Linked DNA regions of Homo sapiens: regions 2 and 3 are each linked to region 1. Evidence: read pairs that join two places in POLR2A ChIA-PET (ENCODE). Cell type or tissue: MCF 10A. All regions are shown on one strand.

Region 1 (4,000 bases):
GATGGCCCCACTGGATGATTCCACTGCCAGCAAGCTAGAGGCTGATGGCCCTTCAGAGATAACATCCAACAGCTCATAAGAGACAAGGCCATTCTTCCCCAGGTCGGGGTCCTGGGCAAACACTCGGCCTAGAGAGGCCCCAGGGCCATTGTTTTCAGCAACGAAAAGTTCCTGCTGGGGTTGAGGAAAGTTTGGTGTATTGTCATTCACATCAGCAACTGACACAGTGATTGTCCTTCGGGTGCTAAGTGGGGGTGAGCCACTATCTGAGGCCGTGATCAGGACTTGGTATTCACTGATCTGCTCCCGGTCCAGGGGCCCATCAATCAGCAGGCTGTAGTAGTTGTCAAAGGAAGCCGTCAGCTGAAAAGGGCCTGCACTAGACATGCCACAAATGACCCTACCATTAGAATCGAGGTCTTCATCCTTTACACTAAAGAGAGCAATCACTGTGCCAGGGGCAGCGTCCTCAGGTACTGGGTTCGAAAGAGTCAGGAAGTCCAGTTCGGGGGCATGATCGTTCACGTCAGTCACCTCCACCAGCAGTTTAGCGGTGCTAGCTAAACCAAAGACACCTTCGTCCCTCGCCTCAATGTATGCCTCCAAGAGCGTTTCAGGCGGACCTAGTGAAGCAGCTACTTGCACCTCCCCACTTTTAGGGTGCACGTGAAAGCGGTGTCGCAGCTCTGCTTGCGTGCTGTTGCTTAGGGAGTACTGGACTTCCCCATTGGACCCTTCATCTGGATCCAAGGCTTGAACTCGGAATAACACAGTCCCATTGGGTGCAGTCTCTGGAACCTTGGTGCGGTATACGGAGCGCTCAAATACAGGCGCGTTGTCATTTGTGTCCACCACAATGATGGTGACTTGTGCGTCTCCTGAGCGGGCAGGTAGCCCGCCGTCCCGAGCTGTAAGCACCAGCAGGTGGGTGGCGCGCTGTTCGCGATCCAGTGCTTTCTCCAACACCAACTCCGGGTATTCGCTGCCGTCAACCCGCGATCCCATGTCCAGGCGAAAGTGCTGACTGGGGCTTAGGCTGTAGCTTAGTATCCCATTGCTTCCCTCGTCGTCATCTTGGGCATTCGGGAGAGTAAAGCGGGCTCCGGGCGTCAGGAACTCGGGGATGTGCAGCTGCACGTCGCCGGCAGGAAAGAGAGGTGAGTTGTCATTGGTGTCCAGGACGTGAATCCGAATCTTGTGCAGCTCCAGCGGGTCCTCGAGCACCAGGTCGTAGGTCAAGACGCAGGCAGCTTTGGCCCTGCACAGCTGTTCGCGGTCCGCCGGCTCTCTGACCACCAAATTGCCGCTGGGTAGATCCACCCCGAAGTAGAGCTCGCGGTGGCTGGAAAGGAAGCGAAAGTTCCGCGAGGACATAGCGGCCGCTGGCAGCCTCAAGTCCGCGGAGAGATTGCCTACGGCTACGCCCCGCTCCGTCTCCTCCGGCACTGAGTACTCGAGCTGTCCCGCTGCAGCGCCGCAGGAAACCCACAAACATAAAACTGCCACCCCACAGCCCACCATCCTCCCTCTAGGCGTCCACGTTCCACCAACACGCTACACCAACGGTGACCCAGGACCATGCTCCGGACTCCTGGAGAGCACGAGCCGCGGGGAAGAGCACGCTCCTGCCGGCCGTCACTGCTGCGGGCTGGATACTCAGCGACCGCCGACGTTGCGCCTCCCGAACGCCGGCATTGCCGGGGCTGGCCAGCTGGGAGCCGGGCTTGCTAGGCTGGAGGCTGGGCAGCCGTCTGGGAAAGCGGAGCCGGCCGGGTGTTGAGGAGCGCAGCGCCGCCTAGGGGTGCAGAGACGAGGCCGCCCGCCCGGGCGCGAGAGGTGCTGTCTCCAGTAGCAGCGGGCTGGGGTCTCGACCACCACGCTGGCTGCGGGCGCAGGGCGGAGCCTGGGAGACGCCCCGAGACACTAACACTTCTCTCCTTAAACGGTGTTTTCTAGGACAACGCCCTGAGGCTGCCCAGATCTTAACCTCCACATCCTCTGCCCGCAGATTGCTGATAACTGTGGCTGAGCCCAGCTGGGCTCTTCCTGCCGCCCTTTGGGAGCCGCGCGTCGGGTCCCGGCGCTCTGACCCCGGCGCACCTCTCCGGCGGAGAGGGCGGGACTCAGCGTGGAGCTGCCGAGCGGAGGCGGCGAGAGGCGGGACGGTGAACGTGAGCGACCACACCTTCTAGGCTTAAGGAAACAGGAGCCCCCCGAAAGAAGTGCTGCGGGGGGCTTTCCGCGCTGGATCCTGCTGCAGAGCTTTCCGCGCTGGATCCTGCTGCGGGTTGAAGTCTGTCCTGCACCCTCTTGTATCCCAGGAGCTGCCAAGAGGGCAATAGAGACGACAAGGAGGGGAAGAAGGTTGGGGAATAGTGTCCGCATCAAACTGCCTCCGGACTCTGGCTTTTCGAGGCAGCGGAGCCAGCGAGCTCAAGGCTTTTTTTTTGCGTGATAGCAGTTTCTCCTTCTCCAAGAGGCTCTACTTGGGAGTGCTTTGCAAACGGCCCTTGACGATCTGGGTGAAAGAGGAGGTTATAAACCAGTCAATAGCAATAACTAGAAACTCAAAGACTTGACGACCCGTCCCCAAAGAAGACGTGAGAAGTGGAGGGGAAAGTACTGAGATACTCATTAGAGTTTGACCAGGAAACTACTCTGTAAATTTTCTTTCTGTAAATATTTAGAAAACACCATGAGGCAGGATAAGAATAGGCTAGATACCCACCCTCGCTTTATTATTATTATTATTATTATTATTATTATTATTATACTTTAAGTTCTAGGGTACATGTGCACAACGTGCAGGTTTGTTACATATGTATACATGCGCCATGTTGGTGTGCTGCACCCATTAACTTGTCATTTACATTAGGTATTTCTCCTCGCTTTTAATTTGGTCTTTTGCGTGGATATTGGGACAGTGATCAGTTCTATGAGAAACATCTCTGAGCCACAACAGATACACCCAAATTCTGCCTAACACCCTACAACCAGTTCCTTTCCCTAAGAAGGAGGCGAGCCAAAAGGAGACTCATTGACTATTGACTATGAAGCACTAAATTCCTCACTCAAATCCTTCTTTTAATACAGGTGCAATATGTCCAAAGCCCCAATAATGAAACATTTGAAAGGCAAAATCTGAACACAGATCAAGAATTAAAGTTTCCAGGACATATTTTCTGGTAGAAACCTGCCTAAAAGTATCGATAATTATTGAAGCTGGGTGATGGTACATTGGGGTCAATTACACAATTCTCTCAACTTTTGTGTATGTTTGAAATTTTTTTTCCTTCCTTCCTTCCCTCCTTCCTTCCTTCCTTCCTTCCTTTCCAGATGAGCGTGTTGCTTTGTTGCCCAGTCTGGTCTCAAACTTCTGGGCTCAAGCGATCCTCCCATCTTATCTCAGCCTCCTAAAGTGCTAGGATTACAGACATGAGCCACTGCACTCACCTTGCATTTTTTTTTTAACTTTTTATTTTATTTTATTTTATTTTATTTTATTTTATTTTTTTTTTTGAGACAGGTTCTTGCTCTGTCACCCAGGCTGGAGTGCAGTGGCACGATCTGAGCTCCCTGCAACCTCCCCCTCCCAGGTTCAAGCGATTCTCTTGCCTCAGCCTCCTAAGTAGCTAGGACTACAAGCGCGCACCACCATGCTCGGTTAATTTTTGTATTTTTATTAGAGGTGAGGTTTCGCCATGTTGCACAAGCTGGTCTCGAACTCCTGACCTCAAGTGATTGGCCTGCCTCGGCCTCCCAAAGTGCTGGGATTACAGGTGTGAGCCCCATGCCACCGCACCTGGCATCAGCCTGCATATTTCTATAATATTTGAAAACATTTAAAAATTGCTGATTAAAATGGTGGGGAGAGGGGTAGCTCGGGCATTCTCTTTTTAACACTAAGAGTGGGATTGATAATGCCAGTGTTCCACTAAAAACCAGTTACCTCCCTAAACACACAAACCCATTCGTTATCTCTTCTAGGGAACTAGAAAGG
Region 2 (4,000 bases), 50 kb before region 1:
AATGAGCCATTTCATGTGTAACTCTATGATGATATCTACATATATAGCACTTTAGAAGAAAATTAGTTCATCAGGGTCCTCACACAGATTAGATACCCTGGAAGACCAGATTTAATAATCTTGTAAAGGCCACCTTTGGCTTTGCCTTGCCCAATACATGTCTGTGTTCTTAAAACACTACGGGAAGAACAGTCTGCTTTGAGAAAGGAAAAGCTTTCACTGCTTTTGCCCTCAAGTGCCCCATTAAGGGAACATTCCCAATTCAGTATTACAGCTATAACAGGGCACATGGCTACACAAGTTCTGCTGGCCTGGCTGGACTGCAGAGGACTGCAATCTGCTGCTGGCTTTGCAGACTGCAGCATATTTGACCCAGGGCGGATGTGCCCAGTCATAACACCAGCAACTGATAACAGTCTCTTTTCTGATTGAAGAGGGATACTAGGGAGAGGAAAACAAACTATTGCAGAGTTTGACCTTGTTTTGCTAGCTAATCCTTTTCATAAACTTGTACTTGTTCCTGCTCCTTCCTGAGTGCTTTCCCTCCTCACTGAATCACTGTTCACTAAGCTCTGATTGTTTAACAGGGAGTAGCTGAAATCCAAGAAAAACCTGATACATTTTGCATTAGTTGTGTATTGAAAAGATCTGTTGCCCTCTCTCTACAAACTCTCAGTCTGAAGGGGGAGAACAAAGAGGAAAATATGGGCACCTAAAGACTTAAAGACTGTTGGGGGAGTTATGTGCTGGTTAGAAGCTACTCAGAAATCACTGGGACATCATCAGTCACCATCACTGTCTTGTATCAGTAAGCAAAAATGTCACTGTGAAAAACTTGTGACACTCCTCTAGATGCGTTTTCATGGGCGGAGATTGAGGTGGCCCTGTCACTGAATATTGAGGTATAGTTGAATGAAAAAAATGGGGGATAAAAGTTGTATTTTGTATTTTCCTCTACATTATACTTACCATATTTGGTAGAAACAAAGCCATAGTAATATCAATAGACCATTCAAAACTGTCAATAATTCTTATTCCTATCATTCATATAGTTCCTTTAAGGGATGCAAAGTATTTAATAAACACATTTCTTCATAACACCCAGGAGAGAAATGATCACCATCTCAATATTCAGACAGATTTCTGGATGGCTACATGATATTTGGCATGCAGAGAATTAGCCAAAGTCAAGGCCCAGAAAAAGTTACAACTCTGGGATACTTTACCTCAATGGTCCTCACATGCTAACTGCTCTCTCTATTCTACCAATCTGCTAGCAAGATATGCATATGCAAGCTGCTTCCTCCTTTGTTTTCAAGTTCACAAAATGCTGTGGATATTCCATATAACATAGCATAAAATTATCTACAGACCAAATCAAAGGAGTTTCCATTATCTACTAGCGGTGTTAGAGGGAACAAAAGAAAATGTTTGCAAATCATTTTATAAACCTGGAAATATGACTAAAATACTTTTTATCAATCAGTCATCATCACCGTCTCTCCCCTCGCCATCAGGAGCACTATCGTTAGCTTGTCAGCTGAGAGAACCTTCCTTTGAGAAAGACTGTAACATCTGCTGAGAAATGTTGCCAATTTTTCTATGATTGGGTAACATTCATGATGAAAATTGCTGCAACTTGATCTTTGGAATGAAATCATCAAACTCATTTTGCTGAAAGGCACAGTTCCAGCAGGACTGACCAGGAAACTCAGTTCATTATACAATCTCACTTCCCCAATGACACATTTAATTTGTCATGCTGCTATTTTCTATACTAGTCCATCAGCAACAACATCCTTCTTAGATTCATTTGACAGAATCACAGTTACAAGATTTCTTATGGCAGTAAGATCAGGCAGGGAAAAGGAAAGGAAGAAAGCATATAATATGTTTTAAGTAGCTACACAGTACTAGATTTTGCACTTTATTACATACTGTTGCATGTATCCTAATTCTTTCTTTGTCAGACAGTAAACTCTATGAAAGGGATTATATCTGTTTTGCTCATTAGACACATGCATATCTTCAGATATTCATAAAAGCGTAGCTATATAGTCAGAGTCTAGCAGGCTTCTGGCATCTGGGAGGTTTTTAAAATGTGTTTAAATAAATGAACTATAATGCAAAGTCAACATTATTGTACTTAAATTGCAAAAATGAGACATCTGAACTTTGGAGAGATTAAATTACTTGTCTGATTGCTGAGTTCAGCTGACAGTCATGTTTAGGTCCCCTTAACACAAAAGTCTGTGTTTTATTTATATTTATTTATTTATTTATGAGATAGGGTCTTACTCTGTCATTTAGGCTGGTGTGCAGTGGCGCGATCTTGGCTCCCTGCAACCTCTGCCTCCCGGATTCAAGCAATTCTTCTTCCCCAGCCTCCCTAGTAGCTGGGATTACAGGCATCTGCCACCGTACCTGGCTAATTTTTGAATTTTTAGTAGAGATGGGGTTTCACCATGTTGGCCAGGCTGGTCTTGAACACCTGACCTCAGGCAATCCACCCTCCTCGGCCTCCCAAAGTGCTGGGATTACAGGCTTGAGCCACTGTGCCTTGCCAAAAGTCTGTGTTTTAAATAAATTTACATGAAATGACATATATTTTTCTTCTTTCTCTTTTTTACTTCTGAGTTTCCAGGATATTGATTTAAAACAATACAAAACTAAAAGTAGTAAAATGTACATGAGTTTCATCCAGAACTTGATTAAACTTGGAAAAATTCAAGTTGAAAAGTTGACTACTGATATATCTGACACAGTAAGACATATATTACTATCACAATTTCAATCACAGTTGAAATAACTGTGATTATTTAGTTCTTTAATACTTAGATGGTACCTCCCAGGACTATGCTTACTTTCTATTGGTGAAGAACTCTAATATGTCCTATTGCTTCAAAGGTTAGTCTTTTGGTAGAATAATGGTCACAAAACTCCATATGTGGAAAAAATCAATTAGGTAGTCCATATGGGTGATGTAGTATTACTGAAGAATAAGAATACACTTCAGTTCCTATTAAAATTATAAAAAAGATTTAATTTATCTTGTAATGGTATTATCTGTGATTTATGACATAGAATATTTGAGCTACAGAAGGATGAATCACCTCTTCTAAGATTTAAAGTAAAATAAGTTTAAAATACCCTATTTTATTAATAAACTCACACAACTACTCAATGAAATAATATGCTATCTTCGTACCATGGAAATCCATGTGGAAGACATCAACAAATTGCCCTCTGGGACATGAGACTGCATATAATATCTCCTTTTCCTTCCTAATAGGACTGTATTAAGAATATATCCACTGCAGATTTTGCATAGTGCTATTTTATGAACATTGATATAAACTGATAGGCAGAATTCCAAGATGGCCCCAAGATCCCTATATCCTGGTGTGCACACCCTGAATAGTCTCCAAGACTGTGATTGTGATGGATCTTATTCCCATGATTACATTATGCTATGTAGCACAGTTGGCTTTAAGAAAGGGAGATCATCTGGATGGGACTGACATAATCACATGAGCTCTTTAAATCTGGGTCTAGAGGTCAGAGACAGAAATCAGAGAGATCTGAAGCATAAGAGGGATTCCATGTGAGGGAAGATTCTCCAGTGCCAGCCATGAAGATGGAGCAGACCATGGGACAAGAGTCCTGAGTCCTCAGTTCTCTAGGAACTGAGAGTGACCCCAGGCCAATAGTAAGTAGGAAAACAGAGATCTCAGTCCCCAAACAACTGGATTCTGCCAACAATCTGAATGAGCTCGATAGTAGATTCTTCCTAAGAGCCTGCAAAGGACAACACAGCCCAGCTGTGTTCATTTCAGCCTTGAGAATACCTGAGCGGACAACTCAGCCACATGGTACAGGACTGTGAGATAACAAATAGGTGGTGTTTTAAACAACTTACTTGTGGTAATTTGTTACAAATCATCAGAAAAGGGATACATAGACTGTTCCGCATTAAGGCAAAAGGGAATATAACATTTAA
Region 3 (4,000 bases), 51 kb after region 1:
CCGCGGTACCAACTCGCTAACTGCGCCTCCTGCGCTGCCAGCCGGAGTCGCCAGCAGTGCCGGCGCGTTGTCGTTCTCGTCCAGCACGAACACCTGCAGCGTCACGTTGCTGCCCAGAGGCGGCACGCCGGCGTCGCGCGCGCTCACCTGGAACTGCAGCAGCTCCAGCTCCTCGTGGTCTAGCGGCTGCAGCGCGTACACCTTGCCGCTCTCCGCGTGCACCGACACGTAGCTCGACAGTGCGTGCTCGCCCACCCGCCGCTCCACCAGCGAGTAGGACACCAGCGCGTTCTTCTGCGCGTCCGCGTCCCATGCCGACACCGTGAAGATGTGGCAGCCCGGCGGGTTGTTCTCCTTCACGAACACTGTGTACTCGGGCTGCGCGAACGCAGGCGCATTGTCGTTCACGTCGGCCACCTCCACGGACACTCTAGCCGTGGCCCACAGCGAAGGCGAGCCCCCATCCCGCGCAGTCACCACCAGCTCATAGGCCGACACGCTCTCGCGGTCCAGGGCGCTGTCCAGCACCAACGAGTAGTAATTCTTGTAGGTGGACACCAGCTTGAAGGGAACATGAGGTGTCAGTGAGCAGATGACCTGTCCATTGGCTCCAGAGTCACGATCCGACACGCTAATCAGGGCAATGACGGTACCCACCTGAGCATCCTCTTGCACAGGGAGCGACAGTGAAGTAACCATTACTTCAGGGACATTGTCATTCACGTCCAGAACTTCCACCAGGACCATGCTGTGACCTGCCATGGAAGGAATCCCTTTATCAATGGCGTTAACCTGAATTTCATAGGCATTATTCTCTTCAAAATCCAGTTCACCATAAATTCTAATTTCACCTGTGTCTGGATTTATTGAAAACATACATTTCTCACTCACTGGCAAAATCATTTTGATCCCATAGGAAATTTCTCCATTAAGTCCTTCGTCTGGATCGGAAGCATTTAGTTGGATCACTCTTGTGTCGTTTTGGACATTTTCAGACAACACTACTTTATAGCTGGGCTTATCAAACGCCGGACCATTGTCATTCACATCCAGGACGGTTATTTGAATCTGGACAGACCCTGTTAGTTCTGGTTTACCGCCATCGATTACCATCAGCAATAAATTGAGTTTTGGCGTTTGCTCTCTGTCCAATAACTTCCGAAGAACTAATTCAGGCAATATACTTTTATCTTTTTTTGTTTTTATTTTAAGCTCAAAATTCTCATTTAGACTTAACGCATAGGTCAAAAGAGAGTTTACGCCGATATCCGCATCAGAAGCGCCCTCTAGAGGAAAATGAGAGTCCAGAGGCGCAGATTCAGAAACAGGTACCTTTTGTTCCCTTTCTCTGAACACCGGCGGGTTGTCGTTAATGTCCTTCACCTCCACGTCCACATGGAAAACCTGCAGCGGCCTGTCCACGATCACCTCCAGGTGGATACTGCACTCCGCGCTCCGCCCGCACAGCTTCTCGCGGTCGATCCGAGAATTCACAAACAAAATGCCATTCTGCAGATTTACCTCCAGAAGGTCCCCGTGTCTTTTGGACGCCACCCGGAACAGGCGCGGCACCAGCTCCGCCAGCTCCAGCCCCAGGTCCTGAGCGATGCGGCCCACGAAGGTGCCGTGTTTGGCCTCCTCGTAGACGGAGTAGTGGAGCTGGCCGCTCCCCACCTCCCAGGCTGCAAGGAGCAGAAGCGAGAGCAGCAGACGCTGGGATCCCGGGCCTCTTGGTCCGATAATCACCATTGCAGAAAATGAGGGCCTCTGAGTTGGGACAATCAGTTTTAAGGGATCGCTTGCCTGAGGTATTTTATGAGCAGTCACCCTTTTCTGTAAGTACATATTTAGTAAATTTTTTCCAGCATCACAGTCATTATGGAGTCGATCCTATTCCGTGAATGATTGGAATGTGGGTGCGGAGAAAAAAATTTTCCTGTTTCACCTTCTGAGTGTAGAGCGACATCATGTGACTGATTATGTAAGTACAAGAAAGATCCTGAGGTTCTTTTCGGTTTAGCCACTTCCTGGGTCACTCTTAATTCTAATGTTTCGACTTTGGGTTATTTTTCACGGATCATTTATAAATGCGGGTTTAGTTAATATACATGATATTAGTAACAAAACATCAACAATTTTATTACGCTGTAGCTTAAAAATGTTTTCTGCTTCAAAGTAGAAATCTTTCAAATACAGTAGGCCAGAACCTACACTTTATCATGGAAAATGATATACAGAATAATATACAGCACCCCTCCCCTTATATAGCTTACAATTCCGCTGTTTCAATAACTTTTAACCTTCACAAGCACTCCATCGTAAGATTTTAGAGAAAGTTAGGAATTTGTATTTAACAAAGGATAAGAAACTAAAATATGTCTAATACCAAACAATATTTCATTTATATAAATTGTCTTATTCATAAATCTGATGAAAGTTAGAATTCATCATAAATATGGAGAGCGTTATTGTTTGGTTCCTTGATGCTTGAATGTGATAACTTTTCACATAACTGCTCTCATTTCCATAACATGTTAAAACAAATCTCAGGAATAGATTCTGGAAAGTTTTACTCTAGCAAAAGTAAAGCACTTTAATGTAAAATGTTTAGTTGAAGCCTCCAAATTTCACACTATCCCAAAGCAACAATGGAGCACTAAAATGCGAAAGATCTCTTAAAGGGTTTTGGAGCCTAATCTCATTGACTAAAGTCAAGAGAATGTGAACTTGATATCAACCTTTTGCTTTTTCTCTAAATCTTCCCCTACAGGTCATTTAGTAGTTAGGACATGCTTCTCTTCAGAAAATCAGAATGGTGACTGTTATGCAAGGGGGCATCAAAAGACCTTTCATGAGTTTATTCATTAATTCAAGATCAGCTTTAAGAGAAAAAAACAGATAAGATCCTACAACTCATTGTGAACAAGTACACATAGATTTTGTAAGTCTATTAATACTCAAGTCAAAATCTTTAAACCAATAATTTGTTGCCATTCATTCCTACTGCATATAATAATAAAGGCAACTGAAATATGACACCTTTACAACACCAGGAAAGAGTAACCAAGAATGGCTCTACAAGTATAAGATAACTTAAATAAACTATAAAACGTTAAGTAATTAAAAACATATTTGAATTTTGATGTCATCAGGCTAATTATTTAAATTGTCTAATATCATCACCAAGTTTCTTTCCTATTTTTCATTTTCAAAAGTGGTCAATGTACCATACATGCTAAGGAACTTTAATTTTAAAAAATAGGCTGGGCTCAGTGACTTACACCTGTAATCCCAGCACTTTGGGAGGCTGAGGCAGGCAGATCACCTGAGGTCAGGAGTTCAAGACCAGCCTGGCCAACATGGTGAAAACCCATCTCTACTAAAAATACAAAAATTAGCCAGGAGTGGTGGTGCATGCCTGTAGTCCCAGCTTCTCGGAAAGCTGAGGCAGGAGAATTGCTTGAACATGGGAGGTGGAGATTGCAGTGAGCTGAGATTGCGCCACTGCACACCAGCCTGGGTGATAGAGCAAGACTCTATCTCAAAAAGAAACAAATAATAATAGTGTGTTATGTAGTTCTCACATACTCTTTGACCTAAACAAATTGTTAAGCCAATAGGAACATCTAAGTTTAGCTTAATACTTAAACAACCAAACTAGAAAATAAATTGAAATTATAATTTTATACCATAGAATGCAATCTTGGCATTAAGTATAAAAGACACAACTTTGCAGAAATCAGTCCAAGTAATTTGAATTATCTAAAATGCAAATTTGTTATTTATGTGATATAAAATAATAATTTACAAAATTTTAACCTGTACTGAAAACATTCCCAAGTCTTTAAAAGATCTTCAGTTATTCCAAAAATTTCATCTGGAGATGAGTAATGTATGCCCTATCTAATATTCACCTTTATTATATTTATAAAGTTTCATAAGTGGTATGATGGTTTAATCACTTTTGAGTCTGAAATATTTTATATTTTTATATTGTTGC

What was found. Peaks named below come from ENCODE experiments on the same cell type or tissue, not always from the same donor. Only the 100,000 strongest peaks of a DNase experiment are listed, where the experiment ranks them.
Region 2: POLR2A ChIA-PET joins it to region 1 with 18 read pairs; 9 of 35 experiments call an interaction of 5 or more read pairs at or near these places.
Region 3: POLR2A ChIA-PET joins it to region 1 with 49 read pairs; 7 of 35 experiments call an interaction of 5 or more read pairs at or near these places.

Annotation. Positions count from the first base shown.
Region 1 is chr5:140,924,414-140,928,413 of GRCh38, reverse strand. All of the region lies in intron 1 of PCDHA1 (protocadherin alpha 1), which reads right to left. All of the region lies in intron 1 of PCDHA2 (protocadherin alpha 2), which reads right to left. All of the region lies in intron 1 of PCDHA3 (protocadherin alpha 3), which reads right to left. All of the region lies in intron 1 of PCDHA4 (protocadherin alpha 4), which reads right to left. It also overlaps PCDHA5, PCDHA6, PCDHA7, PCDHA8, PCDHA9 and PCDHA10, and 5 more genes. RefSeq lists enhancers at 1-413, 975-1,532. In MCF 10A, a CTCF peak has its summit at 1,789; a DNase peak (open chromatin) is centred at 1,763.
Region 2 is chr5:140,974,834-140,978,833 of GRCh38, reverse strand. The region is part of intron 1 of PCDHA1 (protocadherin alpha 1); the gene reads right to left. All of the region lies in intron 1 of PCDHA2 (protocadherin alpha 2), which reads right to left. All of the region lies in intron 1 of PCDHA3 (protocadherin alpha 3), which reads right to left. The region is part of intron 1 of PCDHA4 (protocadherin alpha 4); the gene reads right to left. It also overlaps PCDHA5, PCDHA6, PCDHA7, PCDHA8, PCDHA9 and PCDHA10, and 6 more genes. Among named protein-coding and RNA genes, the nearest start is that of PCDHAC2, 10 kb to the right of the region's middle. In MCF 10A, no CTCF peak of the experiment used is centred here; a DNase peak (open chromatin) is centred at 1,643.
Region 3 is chr5:140,873,222-140,877,221 of GRCh38, reverse strand. The region is part of intron 1 of PCDHA1 (protocadherin alpha 1); the gene reads right to left. The region is part of intron 1 of PCDHA2 (protocadherin alpha 2); the gene reads right to left. All of the region lies in intron 1 of PCDHA3 (protocadherin alpha 3), which reads right to left. All of the region lies in intron 1 of PCDHA4 (protocadherin alpha 4), which reads right to left. It also overlaps PCDHA5, PCDHA6, PCDHA7, PCDHA8, PCDHA9 and PCDHA10, and 4 more genes. In MCF 10A, CTCF peaks have their summits at 1,288 (motif pointing left) and 1,963; DNase peaks (open chromatin) are centred at 1,301 and 1,931.